Regions from separate parts of the Homo sapiens genome. Here region 2 is linked to region 1. Evidence: chromatin contacts called from ENCODE Hi-C or POLR2A ChIA-PET data. All regions are on one chromosome and are shown on one strand. Each heading gives the region's core, a stretch centred on a gene start or an enhancer-like site at or near the end of the contact. The rest is flanking DNA. Distances are from core to core; before and after follow the strand shown. Region 1 holds the start of ANO6 (anoctamin 6). Region 2 holds the start of LINC02354 (long intergenic non-protein coding RNA 2354).

Region 1 (7,565 bases), core at 3,320-5,819:
AGAAACTGGAAGAATGCCTTATATATTTCACAATATCACAGTCTGGTTCTAAGGAACTTTTCTCCTGGAAGACACAGGTATGTCTTACTCATTTTCAGTCTCCCAACACCTGACCCAGCACCTAATCCTGAAACTAGCACAGAAGGATTGCTCAATCAATGTTTATGAAGGAAGACTGGGGCTAGTATCAGATTTATAGGTGATTAAACCTGAAGTAGGTAATAAGGAAAGAGAGGTGGGTGTGGGAAGATAAGTCTATGTAAAAATGTGACAGTTGAAAAGGGAGCCAATAGCTGGATCATTATCTCTCAAAGGTAATGGACCATGTCCTCTGTCTACCCCTCAATGACATACATGACCATTAGTGATGGGGATCAGACAGTAAACTACCATAAACAGACTAGGAACTCAAAGCAACCAACCAACCATCCACAAACAAAACCTCATTATCTGAACAGTCTGAATAGTTCCTGATAGTCTTTTTTGGAACCACTTTTCCTCCTTCAGCAAAGCTTGACCACAGAGAACAGAATTGAAGAAACAAAATAAAGCAGCATACTAATCTGATTTCTGCATTCTGGCTACAAAAGCTGTTCCTATAGCATTCTACATGAACAAGAAGAGATGCTGAATTTAATCCGCTGATGAGGGGGCGAAAAGCAGCCAAGGACACTCTTTTGCACACTTGGCAGGGTAGCACACAACCTAACTCCCAGGGGCTTGCAACAATATGTGATCTCCACCAGCACAACAGGGGCTTCAAACCACACATTTCCCACTACTACTGCCTGGATGTGGCTTCAGTGGTTGGTTGTTGGCTCTGCTTTAGAAATAAGTGGCCTATTGCAAAAATGCTCTAATGCCAACAGGTTGCCACACAAGCACGCCTTTGGAAATAATTTCTGCTGGCTGTAACTTAAACAAACAAGGAAAAGACATCCATAGTGAGATGTACTATCCTTGATTCTCCAGATCAGTTCATTCTAAACTAGGAGGCAACACTGACATAAAGTACTGAACAGCCAGGCATGGTGGCTCACACCTGTAATCCCAGCACTTTGGGAAGCCGAGGTAGGATAATCACTTAAGCTCAGGAGTTTGAAACCAGTCTGGGCAACAGTGAGACCTTGTCTCTACCAAAAAAAAAAAAAAAAAAAAAATTGGCCAGGCATGGTGTCACAAGGCCTGTGGTCCCAGCTACTCAAGAGGCTAAGGTTGGAGAATTGCTTGAGCCTGGGAAGTCAAGGCTGCAGTGAGCTGTGACTGCGTCACTGCACTCCAGCCTGACAGAGGGAGACCCTGTCTCTAAATGAATAAATAAAAGTACAATAAAAATACAGTGTTTCAAAAGTAAGCAGGAACCCACTGTTTAAAAGGCTCTAAATTCCAGCTACTAGAGGGCACATTTCCATATACATACATAAAGCATCTCTATGATATAATCAGGGACCCCATCCAGTTAGAAAGTTTTTTTTTGGGGGGAGGGGGAGGTCTCTTGCAAATTAGGCCATTATAACGCCCAATGGTATACCCAGGAACTCGTGTCAAAATAATTCTAAGGCTGGGTACAGTGGCTCATGCCTGTAATCCCAGAGCTTTGGGAAGCAAAGGCAGCAGAATGGCTAGAGGCCAGGAGTTCAAGACTGCAGCGAACTATGATCTTGCCACTACACTCTAGCCTAGGTGACAGAGCAAGACCCTGTCTCTAAAAATAATTCTCCCAGTCTGAATTATAAAGGTAATATTAATAGAGGGATTTCACAGAAATCTTCCGTACCCAAGTGGGTTTCAAACTATTATACAACTACTGACAGTGACAATCAAGTACTAGGAGAAATATTAGTTAATAGCGTAAATACAGACGTGCATTGCAAAATTAAAGGCAGAGGTTAAAATTATCTTCATTTCACCAGTCTCCTCTCCCACAGTTGGAAATAATAATTATTTTGTAAAAGGCTTTGGACCACTATCAGCCTACTCCTGGTAATCTTTAAAAAGGCTTATTCTTTTGTAAAGGCATAAACTTAACATTGGCATAGTTAAGTATTTTCTGATATAAAATCACTACAACCCACATTAAATTTGTACTTCCAAAAAAACAACCAACTAGGTGGATATGGTGGTGCCTAAAGTCCCAGCTACTTGGGAGGCTTAAGTGGGAGGATCGCTTGAGCCCCGTAGGTCGAGGCTGTAATAAGCCATGACCACATCACTGCACTCTAGCCTAAACGACAGAGCGAGACCCTATCTCAAAAAAAAAAAAAAAAAAAAAAGAGAAAGAAAGAAACAGAAATCACATTCATAGATACTGGGTGTTAGAACATCAGCATATCTTTTCATTCACTGAGAAGAAAAAAATATTGCCAAGACCTGTTTAAATGGTACCTGCTGCTTGACGTAAAATATGTTGAGATGACCCCTACAGTAGAGACCCCAGGGCCCCACAGGAATAGTGGGAAATGCCCTACTAATATTAACACTAAAGTATTAGTATTAGTAGTTTCTAGAGGGTGGGGAGGAGTAGAGATATTTAACTTTTTCTTAAGTCTATCTACACTGTTTGACTGGACAAAACTAGCATGAATGACATGTCATTAAAAATAAAAAGAGCTTACTGCCACACGCTTAAGATGAATTTATACGATGCCTCAATAGGTAAACACAGACTAGACCAAATTACTTTCTAAACTGAGATCTACTGCTGGCACAGTAAAACAAAGCTCAGAGCCTCTTGCTTACTTCAGTTTCCATTTGAGCTTCTGCCCTTATTTACTTACAATACTCATTATAAACAGTGCAGCTCACCATAAAAGACAATAATACTTTCCTGGGAAACAGACTGTGTCAATTTTATTGTAACTTTTTAAATTTCACTCCTATATTTTTATGTAATCATCAGGTACTACTTAATCTTGCTAAACAGTAGTAACAGCCAGAGTGACCCAGTGGTAAGAGCATTAATCTTCACTGGTTTTACAAGTCAGAAAACCTGGGTTTGAAAGTGTGAGAAGCTGGGCAGACCAACCTGTGCGCTTCAGTTTTCTCTCCTATAAAAACTACTACTATTTGCTCTCTCCTTAAAGATGAATAACTAGTAAATTGTTCTTAAATGAATGAATGAAATGTGAAACTAAATCATGGAGTGTAATCTCCTCTATTCGATTTGTCCCTGGACAACCAAGAAGTTACCAAATTTTTTTGATCGAAATATTCCGTGCCCAAAATGTAACAGAAATAAAAACCACACCCAACTCCTAAAATTAAGTTACTTTTAAAGTTATTAGATAACAACAGGGCTTTAGAACATCAGCAGGATGTTCTGCTTTAAAATTGATTTGGCATCCAGGAGACTAAGCCGAGTCGCCACAACAGACTGGCTTGGTAATTTAATTAGAGTCTTCTGGAGGGACACATTATATCATCATCCCCCGACAGTGTTCTCTTTAGGGACCTGATTTTCTCTCTAGTCCTCTCATTCCTTTCCCCTTCCTCACCTCCTCTCATCCCTTTTGTTTGCCCTTTTTTTCTTTTTTTGCTCTTAAAACAGCTCTCCCTCCGTTCGTCTTGTCACTTCCATGCATTTTTAACTCTAACTAGAAATGGGTCACCCCAGGTTTGCTCCCCAAGCCCCAGGGCCCCTCAGGACGAGTGAAAAAGGCCCTGCGGTCCTCCCTGCCTGGGGGAATTCCTCCTCCGATCACAGCTCCGGTGGGCTCCGCAGATGGGAAAGGGTTTCCAGCGCGCGCCTAGCGGCCACAAATCACTTCCCGGGGCCGCCCCGCCAGGCCTCAAACCTCCCAGAGCCGTCGGTCGGCTTTTACTTTAACGAGGATTCAGATGGGTCACACCCTGTCCTCCAAATGCGGGCCTGCTCCCCGGACCCCGCCCAGGGGGCTCGCCCCAGTGCCGAGGCTCCTGGGCAACCCTAGCACTCTGCGAGTCGGGGAAGTGACCCCAAAGTTGCTTCTGAGTGGAGACTTCCGCACGCAGAGGCGTCCCCGCAGCTGCCAGGCTTTTCAGGGGCAGCATCCCCCGCCCGTCAGGAGCCTGTCCTCGGGGCCACCACGCGCCCCGCGCCTCAGCCCCGCAGGGGCCGCACCGGGGCCTCAGTCTGCAAGCAGCCGGGGACAGCGGGCTTCCTCCCCTGCCCGGAGCGGCCGAGCGTCTCGGCCAACCTCCCCCGCGGAGAGCACAGCGCCCCCGCGCAGTCCCCGAACTTCTTCCCGCGTCGGCTCGGGCTCTCGGGTGGGGACGCGGGGACCCCTCGCTCACCGATATCCCCATCGTCGTCGTCCTCCTCCTCCTCCATTTGTAGCAAAACATTCCTGCTCATCTTTTTCATGTCTCCCTCAGAAGGCGGCTCCGAACTTGGCGCGAAGTTGGGGGCTCCCGGGTTCCAGAACGGCGCGGCTCTCCCAGGGGCCGGATCGGGGACCGCGGGGCGTGTGTCGCTTGGGCTCAGGGGCCGCTGAGCCCAGCCAGCGCCGGGGAAAGCCGAGCCGAGGCACCCACCGACCGGAGCCCAGAGCCGGAGGACGCCTCTCGCCTGCCGAGCGGAGCCCGGAGACTGAGCATGCCCAGTGCGGCCGCCGCGGCTCGCTGCGGAATGATTGAACTTCCCCGGTTTTACGAGGCGCGCAGAAGGAAGTCGGCAGGCGAGACTGCAGAGGGAGTAGTGCGATCCTGCGCGCGGGGGAACTAGCTGGAGGGCAAGGCGGGAACACGTGAGTGCGGGAGTGGACTGGGTTCCCTGAGCATTGATCCCAAACAGGGCAGCTTTTCGTTCCAAGGTCGTCTGTGGACACACACTGTGGCTTGCTTTGTTTTAACGTCTGATACTGGAGAGGAGGGAAATGCTGCTGCAGCACAACTGCAGAACCCTGGAAGGCGAACTCGTTTGAATGGCTTTTAAAGGCGACGTGGAGCTAATAATGGGGGGATCTTAAATTACTCTAGCTCCGAAGTGGGAAAGTGGAATCTGTACGGGTAGGTTAAGATTACGGTGGAGTCGGGGTGGGAGGAGAGGCAAAACTCAGAGAATAAGCAAAAGAAGAAGGGGCGGGACGGACGGGAGTGGGGGTGGAGAGAATTTTCTAAATAAACGTGTGCACAAAGGCAGGAGGATTTCCGCATACATTGAGGTCGCGGAGAGTGGAGAAGCGCCCCCTACTCCGCCCGCGCGAGCACACAGGGAGTGGTCGGAAGATAATCGCTGAAGCGTCCAGCCTATTTGTACAATTGAAACTAGTCCTCTGTGTCAAAGAGGGAGAAGAAGCCGAAGACCACTAGAGTTAGATGTAAACTCTTCTAAAGCAATGTGGAAAGCTATAATAAGAGAAAAGAAAGTCGTGAAATAAAATTAAGGCAGAGAGTTTTTATTTTTATTTTTAATGCTTTCCTGGAAACCAAAGGGACCGATAGGACAAATACAAAGGGATTTAGTACTTTAAAGACCCTTGGAGTTGTTTGAACGGCAGGTTTTGGGGATCGCGTGTCTACAAAACTTTTTTCAAAAAAGCTGGTACATTCAGGTTGTTCAATTTTGACTTCTCAAAAGGGCTAGAAGGTATATTTGAAATCTTGGTTATATGTGTTATTGTCTACTCATTGAAATTGTTTATATTTTTTCCACTGAAGTGCTAGGGTTATCACAATAACACTAAATCTACTGTGCATGTTTTTTCTTCCACATACTTTTTTTAAGACGGTCTCGCTCTGTTGCCGAGGTGGGAGTTCAGTAACTAGAACTACAAGCGGAGCACACCACCATGTGGGGCTTATTCTTAAATTTTTTTGTAGAGATGGGTGTCTCACTATGTTGCCCAGGCTGGTTTCGAACTCCTGGCCTCCAGCAATCCTTGCACCTCAGTTTCCTAACATTTTTAATGTTCTCTCTGAAAGAAAGAAAACATTGGGACCAATCTTAAGTGGGAAAATAGACATGAATATATACATGAAAAGACATGATGAAATTACTTTTAAGAAAATACCTGGGAAACACTATACTTGCTTCTTGAGGTACTTTTTTTGAATAAACAGAATTGTTTTTAGTATAAAGAGACAACAATACAGTACTCTGAAGATAGGAGAAAAAAATGATGGGAGAAGAAAGATGAGAAGAGATTGTTTCCTTTCACTGAACACTCTCCCCTGAGCTTGTGAAACTCACTAAAAGTAGAAACTTCAAAAGTGTTTTGGTTACATGATCAATTTTTACAATTTTCTTTTAACAAATTTTTGTGTAGTACTTTTTATGTGCTAGGAAAAGTTTTACATGTTTTATAAGCATCCAGTCATTCAACCCTCATAACAACCCTAGAAAGTGTTATCATTTTTCTTCAGGTGTGAGGCAACTTGAGCAACTTGTCCAAAATCACACAGGGAATAAATAGTGGAGCCAGGATTGAAACCTCAACAGCTTGTTTCAGAATCAGTGCTCATAGCCTCTTCATAAACCACCTCCAGAGACATGTCCCAATCCATTTTTTTTTCAGATCACTTTTTCCCCCACCAATTCAAAATTCAAAGTCTCATCAACTCCCTGCCATAGTTCTTTAACCAAATGTTCTCTCTTTTTTTTTTTAAGACAGAGTCGCGCTCTGTCACCCAGGCTGTAGTGCAGTGGCTAGATCTCGGCTCACTGCAAGCTCCACCTCCCAGGGTCACGCCATTCTCCTGCCTCAGCCTCCGGAGTAGCTGGGACTACAGGCGCCCACCACCACGCCCAGCTAATTTTTTGTATTTTTAGTAGGGACGGGGTTTCACCGTGTTAGCCAGGATGGTCTAGATCTCCCGACCTCGTGATCCGCCCGCCTCTGCCTCCCAAAGTGCTGGGATTACAGGCGTGAGCCACCGCGCCCGGCCTTGTTCTCATTTTTATGGACTAAGACTTCGGTCAAAGTTACTTTGTAGTTAAAAAATTATCGAAGTTGACTTTGCAACAAGTTTTAATTAGTCATTTAGAATTCTTCACAGATTTTTAAGAGTTTACATTTTTCTTCTTTGATAAATGTTGCAGCGAAACATTGTTGGCCTTATATGTAAAGGTAACTGTTGCTAGAAGGGAACTCTATTATTAGTAAATTCCATTCTTTCCTCTAATCCATTTTATTTCCTACCACTTCTCTTCTGCATTTTTTTTCAGTTGAGCAATCAATATATGCCTCAGAAATAGGATAATAGGCCTATGTAAGAACCACACATTTAACCCTGAAGAATTATCATCCATACAATAATAATTTGTGAAATAAAATATTAATATACAGCCAGGTTATTTGTATTTGCAAAGCTTTTTCAAGTCAGGGATCGCAGAACAATTATTTTCTCATTCATTCATCTGATTAAATACAACTTTTGGCCACCAGGATATTCTTTCTCTGCCCATCCTGTAAAAGTTGTTGCTTTTCTAGCTTCAGGTCTTGGGTCTCTTTTCTTCTCATCTTTCCCTATAGAACTCATTCAGTCCTATAACTTTACTATCTAATCCAGGCAGGGTCAGCTTGATGGGCATTCAAACAGTGTATTCACACAGAGCCCTACACTCTTATGGGCCTAACACTTGGGAT
Region 2 (7,565 bases), core at 2,779-5,278, 2.6 Mb before region 1:
CCCAACATACACGCGTGCGCGCGCACGCGCGCGCGCGCACACACACACACACACACACACACACACACGGTGGAAACTCTATACCCCTGTGCCTAGTCAGAAACAGTGACGGGGAGGGACCCAGGGACCAGGCCTCGAGGTATGAGGAAAATCCATCCTGCCCAAGTGAGGGGGTTGGGGAGTCACAGAAAGGGGCAGCTTCTGGGGCTGAGGGTTCCACTGCCTCCTGTTTTTAGGCAAAGAGTTTCCAGGGCTTCATCTCCAAGTCCTAAGGCTAGAGGCCCCCAGCAGGGCCCTCCTCTGGTGGAGCTGGGCTGGGGAGGTGGGTGGGTGCCATGTGGACCTGCCCCAGCCCCTTCCCACTGTTCCTCAAGAGGCCAAGTGGGGAGGAGGTTGGGGGGTGGTTGTGGGGGCAGCGGCGCTGAGTTTGGGATGCTGGGGCTCAGGGAGACTGGGTAAGAGCTGGGCAGGACACCGTGGGAAGGGGAGTGGTGGGACCTAGGAGGGAGGGGAACAAAGACCAGGGTGCCTGGGAGCTGGAGGTTTTAATACCTCTTGACAACAAATGAATCATAGGCAAATTCTGTGGAAATGATGGCGTAAAGAAAGATGTGTTATTTCAAGGCCCCAGTGTGTTGTTGTGGGAAGAGAGTGGAACGGGGAGGAGCAGGAGGCCTAATGGCGCCTGTAGGTGGGGGCCCGGGTAGAGTTCCTGGGGGCGCCGTGAAGGTGATGGCCCCTGCATCTCATGTCACCTTCAGGGGGTGATGTGAAACAGCAGGTGGCCGACCACAGCCCGCCAACCCCCACCCCAAAGCAGAGAGGCCCTCATACCCGCTGAGCTCACCTCACTGTGATGCTCTGTTCCTCCTGCAGTCAGCCCTGTCCTCTGGGGGCTGTCCCCACAGGCGCCTGCCATGGCCTGCTCCTCAGCAGTAGTAGAGGAGACTATGGAGCTCCAGGAGCCTCCCATATATGGGAGGGAATCTGCAGTGAGCACCTGGCCATCACCCCTCACGGTGGGCTTTTTCCTATCAGGAGAATGCTGAGTTGATACCCACAGTGACCGCACCTGCCTTGCGGTCGGAGCTCAGTCTATTAAGTTGCCAGATAAATGCATTTGTGGCCTCTGGAAGGTTGTCAGGGCCCTTGCTATAGCTGAGACCCAAATCTCAGCTTCTGGTCAACCCTCATTCCCGCTCTCCGCAATGTTAAGACTCATTAAATGAGACCAAAACCATATATACCCATTCCACCCTACATAATCATTACCTATGACACATATTTCCTCTTCACCTTCTCCTCCATGCCTATATGTTTTTTAATACAGTTGCAATCATGGGGTATGTACCAATCTCTATTCTCTTGTGATGCTGTGTTGCATATAAACATCTTCCTAACAGCTTCATAGTTTTCTATTAAGTGGAAATATAGTATCATAATTTACCTCCACAATTTTCCAATCATAAGTGTTCAAATTGTCTCTAATTTTCTATATTATAGGCAGTGTGATGGGGGACATCATTAGGCACATACTCCGCTCCTCCTCCCCCAATTTTGACTATAGAAATCTAGTTTAGGATACACTGGGTGGGGTTATTGAGCCAAAGGGTAACAGCACATTATAGCTCTTACTATATATTGCCAAACTGATTTCAAAAGAGGTTACGCCATTACCGACAGCACACACACTTCACCGAGCTCTCGCTAATGTTTCAAAAAGGCACCTACCTTTGTCTCATTTTAATTGGCATTACTTTGAGGACGATCAGGTTGAACATACCCCTACCTCTGCTTGTGAGTTGTGTTTCCTCTGTACCAGGAGAGTCTGTTTCTGGGCTTTGAACTTTAGTCTCCACTGTTCTAGTGCTTCTTAACAGTTTGTGTGAGCTCTCTTTATAAGAATGATTTTAGGGCCGGGTGCGGTGGCTCATACCTGTAATCCCAGCACTTTGGGAGGCCGAGGCAGGCAGATTGCCTGAGGTCAGACCAGCCTGGCCAACATGGTGAAACCCTGTCTCTACTAAAAATATAGAAATTAGCCGGGCTTGGTGGCGGGTGCCTGTAGTCCCAGCTACTCGGGAGGCTGAGGCAGGAGAATCACTTGAACCTGGGAGTCGGAGGTTGCAGTGAGCCCTGATCATGCCATTGCACTCCAGCCTGGGCCACAGAGCAAGACTTCATCTCAAACAAAAACAAACAACAACAAAAAAATGATTTTAAAGCATTGTCAACTGCAACCGTGTGCGAGTCTCTCCTTCTTGATATTCTCTCCCACTTGGGATTCCGATGCACTTCCTCTTGCTTCATTGAAATCTGTGACTGCTCCCGGCCTGCTCCAGCTTCCACTCCTCGCCCATCTGAAGTCTTTGTTTTCTCAGGTTTCTGTATTTAGCCATCTTCCCTGCCCTCCCCTTCTCTCCTCTCTTCTCCCCTGCTCTTGTGGTGTCATTCATTCCTACAATTTCCTCTCTCACTGATGACCTCCAAATTCTTCCCTGAGCTCCAGATACCAACTGTCCACTCAACAACCCCCCTTGCTCATCCCACCAACACCTCAAACTCCACCTGTGCAAAGCTCCATTCTGCATTTTCCTCCAAATTTGCTTCTCCTCCCATATTCCTTAACTCAGCTACTCAAATACCTTTGGGTTTGGAGTCGCTTTTGGAAGAGGAAAGAGGAAGGTGGAGGCTAATGCGCCTGAAGAGGTAATCGGATTCTATCAACCTTCTGCTCAGAGAAGGAGCACTGGGAAGGGCAGGAGAAGGCCAGTTGTCAGGGAAGATGCTGCTCTATGCCTCAATTTCCTTGCCTGCCTGGACACTAAAACGGATCCAGGTCTAGAGATAGATGCTTGAAACCCAAAGGGAGTGGTCACCCTCCTAGAGCAAATTAACCCTTAACACTGGCCTCACCAGCTTTTTCCTTCACCTCTTGAGCCTCTTCCCCAATAAGAGACTGGAAGGGATGAAGAAGAGGTAAAGCTATAAGTCTAAACTTGTGCTGTCCATACAGTAGCCAGTGGCCACATGTGGCTACTAAGCACTTGAAATGTGGCCAGTCAGAATTGAAATGTGCTGTTAGTATAAAATATACACTGGCTTTCAAACACTTAGTATGGAAAAAAAATGTAAAAGATTTCATTAGTAATTTTTTATTTTGATTGCATACCAAAATAATGTTTTAGATTTACTATATTAGGTTACATAAATATACTACTAAAATGAATTTCACCTGTTTATTTTTCCTTTTTTTGATGTGGCTAATAGAAAATAAGTTACATATGTGGCTCACATTCCGTTTCTATTGGACAGCGCTTATCTAGACCCTCCCAGCAGGTGAAGTGTGGGGCTCCAGGCTCGGGAGACAAGGGCAGTACATGACAGACACAGGTGCAGGCCCTACTACAGGTGTGGGCCAGCCAGAGCTCCAACCAGATGTCTCCAGACAGACACTGAAGGACAGATTCTCAGTGGCCAGCCTCACTCAGGCGAAGCAAAGCCAGGCAACATTTCCTGGATAATTCCTTCAGTCTTTGACTTCATGAGGGTCTCTGGACTGAGGCTTAGCTCTCCTGAGCTTGTCCCTGTAGATGCCCCATTATTCTGGAAAAACACTCACCCAGGACCACCCAGACCTTTGGATCCCCTCACCTTGATAGTTCATTGGAAGATTTTTCTATCACTCCACCTGGGCCAGGTCCTGGATCTCTTTCCAGAAGCCCAGAGGTGTCCTTCCTCCTGTCTAGAGCCCTCCCTCCCACGCACTCTGTCTTAGGCTTAGCTCACCACAGGCTGGGAGGGGATGAGAGATGGAGGTGTGCTCAACTTGACCTCGAACTTCCATGTACACTACCTGGGTCACAGGCACATTTTGAGCTCCATTTCTAATGCCTATAGAAGGGAACAGGAGGGGACGAGGGGTGGCAGATATACTCCATTGGGCTGCCCTTCTCTGTCTCATTCTCCTTTTCCTGTGCCCCGGCTGCGCCATTTGAGGGCACTGAAGCTGGGGCCCAGTCTGCGTGGGTCTGCCCCTCCCTCTCCTTGCCTAGATGACTCCACCTCTCCCAGGTCCTGGCTGGGATCCGAAGGCCCCAGGCAAGTGGGGGAAGGGGAGCCACTCCCACTTTCCCAGAAGCTGCTGCTGCCTCTTCCTGTTTTGCTAAAACTCTGGCTCTGGACTCAAGCAAAGAGGGGGAAGTCACCAGCTCCTGCCCCCCGCCCCAAAAGGTCAACCTTGCCCCCCTGGTCCTCTTATTTATAGCCCCCACTACCCACCACCCCCCCACCCCCCGGCCCCAGGCCCTGGCTAAGGAGCTGGATGTCTCCTCCCTCAAATAGCAGCTGTGGCCATTGCCCCAGGGATACAGCCAGATGGGCAGATCACTCCAGATGTGCAGTGTTTCGGGAGGGGAGGCCAGGCCCTTTCTGCAGTCCCTGTGGTACTCCCCGCAGCCTGGTCCTGGTTCCCCTCAACTTCAAGACAACACTTGAGGATTTCAGGAGGATCAGGAAGGTTGCACCTATTTTCCCATTTCTGTAGCCTGGCCAAGCTACCCTGTATACCCTAGAAAGGTCAGCTTGGGCGATAGGCCCTACTGGATTCATTTGCATAAATCAGCTCAGTGCTCACTTTGAGACCTCAAATTATAGAGGAAAACAGGCTTAGGGAGACAGAAGAGACAGGACACTGTCTCTCTTCTATTACTGATGTGAGCATTGGAGCTCTGTCCCTAACAGCCCAATGTGTGCCAGGCACTGTAGTTAAGTACTTCATGTCCCAATCTCATCGGTCCTCGCAAAACCCTAATATAGCAGGCACTTCATACCCTAATCTGCAGATGGGAAACCAAGACTCCTCAAGGTTAAATAATATACGTAAGGTCAAGCAGTGGGGAAGCAACAAGCTCCAGCCCAAGCAGCTCGACACCAAATCCTTGCTCTTAACCACAGTACAACACCTCCTCACTCTGTCCATTCTTCTGGGTACTTTTAAATGATCTCTTTTTTTCTTTCTTTCGTTTTGAGGTGGAGTCTCACTCTGTCACCCGGGCTGGAATGCAGTAGCACGATCTCAGCTCACTGCAAACTCTGCCTTCTGGATTCAAGCAATTCTCCTGCCTCAGCCTCCGGAGTAGCTGAGATTACAGGTGCCTGCCACCACGCCTGGCTAATTTTTGTGTTTTTAGTAGAGACGGGGTTTTGCCATGTTGGCCGGGCTGGTCTTGAACTCCTGACCTCAGGTAATCTGCCCACTTCAGCCTCCCAAAATGCTGGGTTTACAGGTGTGAGCCACCACGCAGGCCTAAATGATCTCTTAAAAGCTCAGTGCAGGGGGCCAGGCATGGTGGCTCACACCTGTAATCCCAGCACTTTGGGAGGCCGAGACAGGTGGATCACCTGAGGTCAGGACTTCAAGACCAGCCTGGCTAACATGGTGAAACCCTGTTTCTACTAAAAATACAAAAAAATTAGCCAGGTGTGGTGGTGTGTGCCTGTAATCCCAGCTACTCGGGAGGCTGAGGCAGGAGAATCGCTTGAACCCGGAAGGCAGTAGTTGCAGTGAGCCGAGATTGCATCATTGCACTCCAGCTTGGGCAACAAGAGCCAAACTCTGTCTAAAAAAAAAAAAAAATGCTCAGTGCAGGGAACCCTGGAGCCCAGGACTCAGGGCCTGCCCAAGGGAGATGTCTGCACATTGTCTCTGCCTCCTCTGCCTTCCCACCCCTAGCCATTTAGACCAAGCTGGAGTGAGGGATCTGTTGAGGCAGAGATTTCTAGAATCACTGTTCTGGGTTTCCTCAGACCCCAAGCACAAAGGAGAGCAGGTGAGGGCAGAACTATTGCCCCAACCCACATTGATCCCAGGATCCATTAGGTGTCTCCCAGCTTGGAACTCTGGTGACTCTGAATCCTCCCTCTCCTTTGCAGCATATGTTATTCGAGTCCCTCATCCAACCGTTTTCTCCACTCCAGGTTCTGTTCTTAGATTGTATCCTGCTCCCCAGGAGGTGATGAATTCCTCACTGTGGCTTTTTTTTTTTTTTTTGCCTCTGTGCCTGAGAGTCTGACACGGTGCCTGGCAAAGAGTAGATGCTCAACAAATGTGTGTTGATGAAGAGGAGTATAATGGTGATCATCATGGGTGGAGTTTTTCAAGGTCTCAGCCAGGGCACCCTCGCTCACCTCCCAGCTTAGCCACCCTCAGCTCATTGCTCTCTTTCCTGCCTCTAGTCTCCTGACTCACAGGTGCATAATCCAAACTCACCCTAAAAGACACTCCTGGGGAAAGAGAGGTGAGTGTCTTCAGGCCAAGACCTTCTCAGGGGTCTCTCCTGGAGATTCTGGAGTCAGAGGTATGTGCTTCCAAAGAAGAAGCATTGAGATTTGTAGTAAAGTGGGAACCTGTTGACCAGCCAATATAGCCCCTGGGGCAACTGGAGGGTTGTGTTGGGGCATATGGCAAGGCCGAAGCTGAAGCCTGCCAGTGGGAGGACCACAGCATCCCTGCAGGGGCCCAGTGGAGCAAGTAATGGTGAGCTGGCTGCAGAAAGGCATTTTGCAACTCAGACGAATTTCTTCTCACTCATGATTAGAGTATGGCCCAGTGGCTGCCTCCCTGACCATAATCTCTGCTGGCACAGGCATCTCTGGGCTGGGCAGCCCAGGCTGTGGAAGGAGCGCTGACCTGGAAACCCTGGGGCTTGAGTTCTCTGCCTGCCCTGGCCCTGATTAACCGTGTCATCTCTGGCAATTTACGTCCTCCTCATGTCCTCCGTTTCCTCATCTGTAAAAGGAATGGTTTGGATTAGACCAGGGAGTCCCAAACTTAACCACACCTTAGAATTACCTGTGGTGCTGCAGGTTCCTGGGTACTATCCAACCTTCTCAAAGAGTCTGATGGGGTCGGGGATGGGACTCAGGAATCTTTTTTTCACAGGTTCTTTCAAGTGGTTTTTATTTACTTATTTATTTTTTGAGTCAGAGTCTTGCTCTGTCGCCCAGGCTGGAGTGCAGTGGTGCACTACAACCTTGACCTCCTGGGTTCAAGCAATTCTCCTGCCTCAGCCTCCTGGGTAACTGAGATTACCGGCATGTGCCACCACACCTGGCTAATTTTTGTATTTTTAGTAGAGACGGGGTTTCCCCATGCTGGCCAGGCTGGTCTCAAACTCCTGACCTCAGATGATCCACCTGCCTTGGCCTCCCAAAGTGCTGGGATTACAGGCATGAGCCACTGCGCCCAGCCTACGTGGTTTTGATAAAGTGTTAGGTTTAGGGGATCCTAGAGACTAGATAATCTTATAAAACACTTGCAGCTTTTGGGAGCAAATATTCTCGTAAATGGAATGGGTACATCGTGAGGTTTTGCTGCTGAGGGGTTTTATCAGAGAGCAGGTGATGGGTAGTTTATTTTATCATTATCATTATCATTATTATTATTTTGCTGCTGGCATTATTGTTATAGAAGGATGTGGCACCTGCCCATCTGTGTGTTTCTGCCATGAACAAGGTTCTGGCCTAAGCGGGGCCTCGCTTACCTCAGGGTTGGGAGTGAAGCT

The links. A loop is a pair of places that touch in the nucleus more often than their neighbours do. ChIA-PET counts read pairs that join two places held with the same protein, here RNA polymerase II (POLR2A). Pooled maps may share reads with other maps.
Region 2: a loop to region 1 is called in a pooled map, with 5 times the contacts of the local background. The contact joins the promoter of LINC02354 here to the promoter of ANO6 in region 1. A Hi-C loop is called at or near these places in 1 of 50 pooled maps. POLR2A ChIA-PET finds 5 or more read pairs at or near these places in 3 of 52 experiments (A673, Caco-2 and GM10248).

Annotation. Positions count from the first base shown.
Region 1 is chr12:45,213,099-45,220,663 of GRCh38, reverse strand. It overlaps ANO6 (anoctamin 6), which reads right to left and starts at 4,569. Exons shown (of 20, transcript NM_001025356.3): 1 at 4,273-4,569. The coding sequence starts at 4,342. It also overlaps the pseudogene PLEKHA8P1. RefSeq lists enhancers at 3,564-3,693, 4,704-4,803 and a silencer at 3,934-4,243.
Region 2 is chr12:47,825,620-47,833,184 of GRCh38, reverse strand. LINC02354 (long intergenic non-protein coding RNA 2354) reads right to left here and starts at 4,028. Exons shown (of 3, transcript XR_007063292.1): 1 at 3,655-4,028. RefSeq lists enhancers at 1,104-1,153, 4,890-5,069.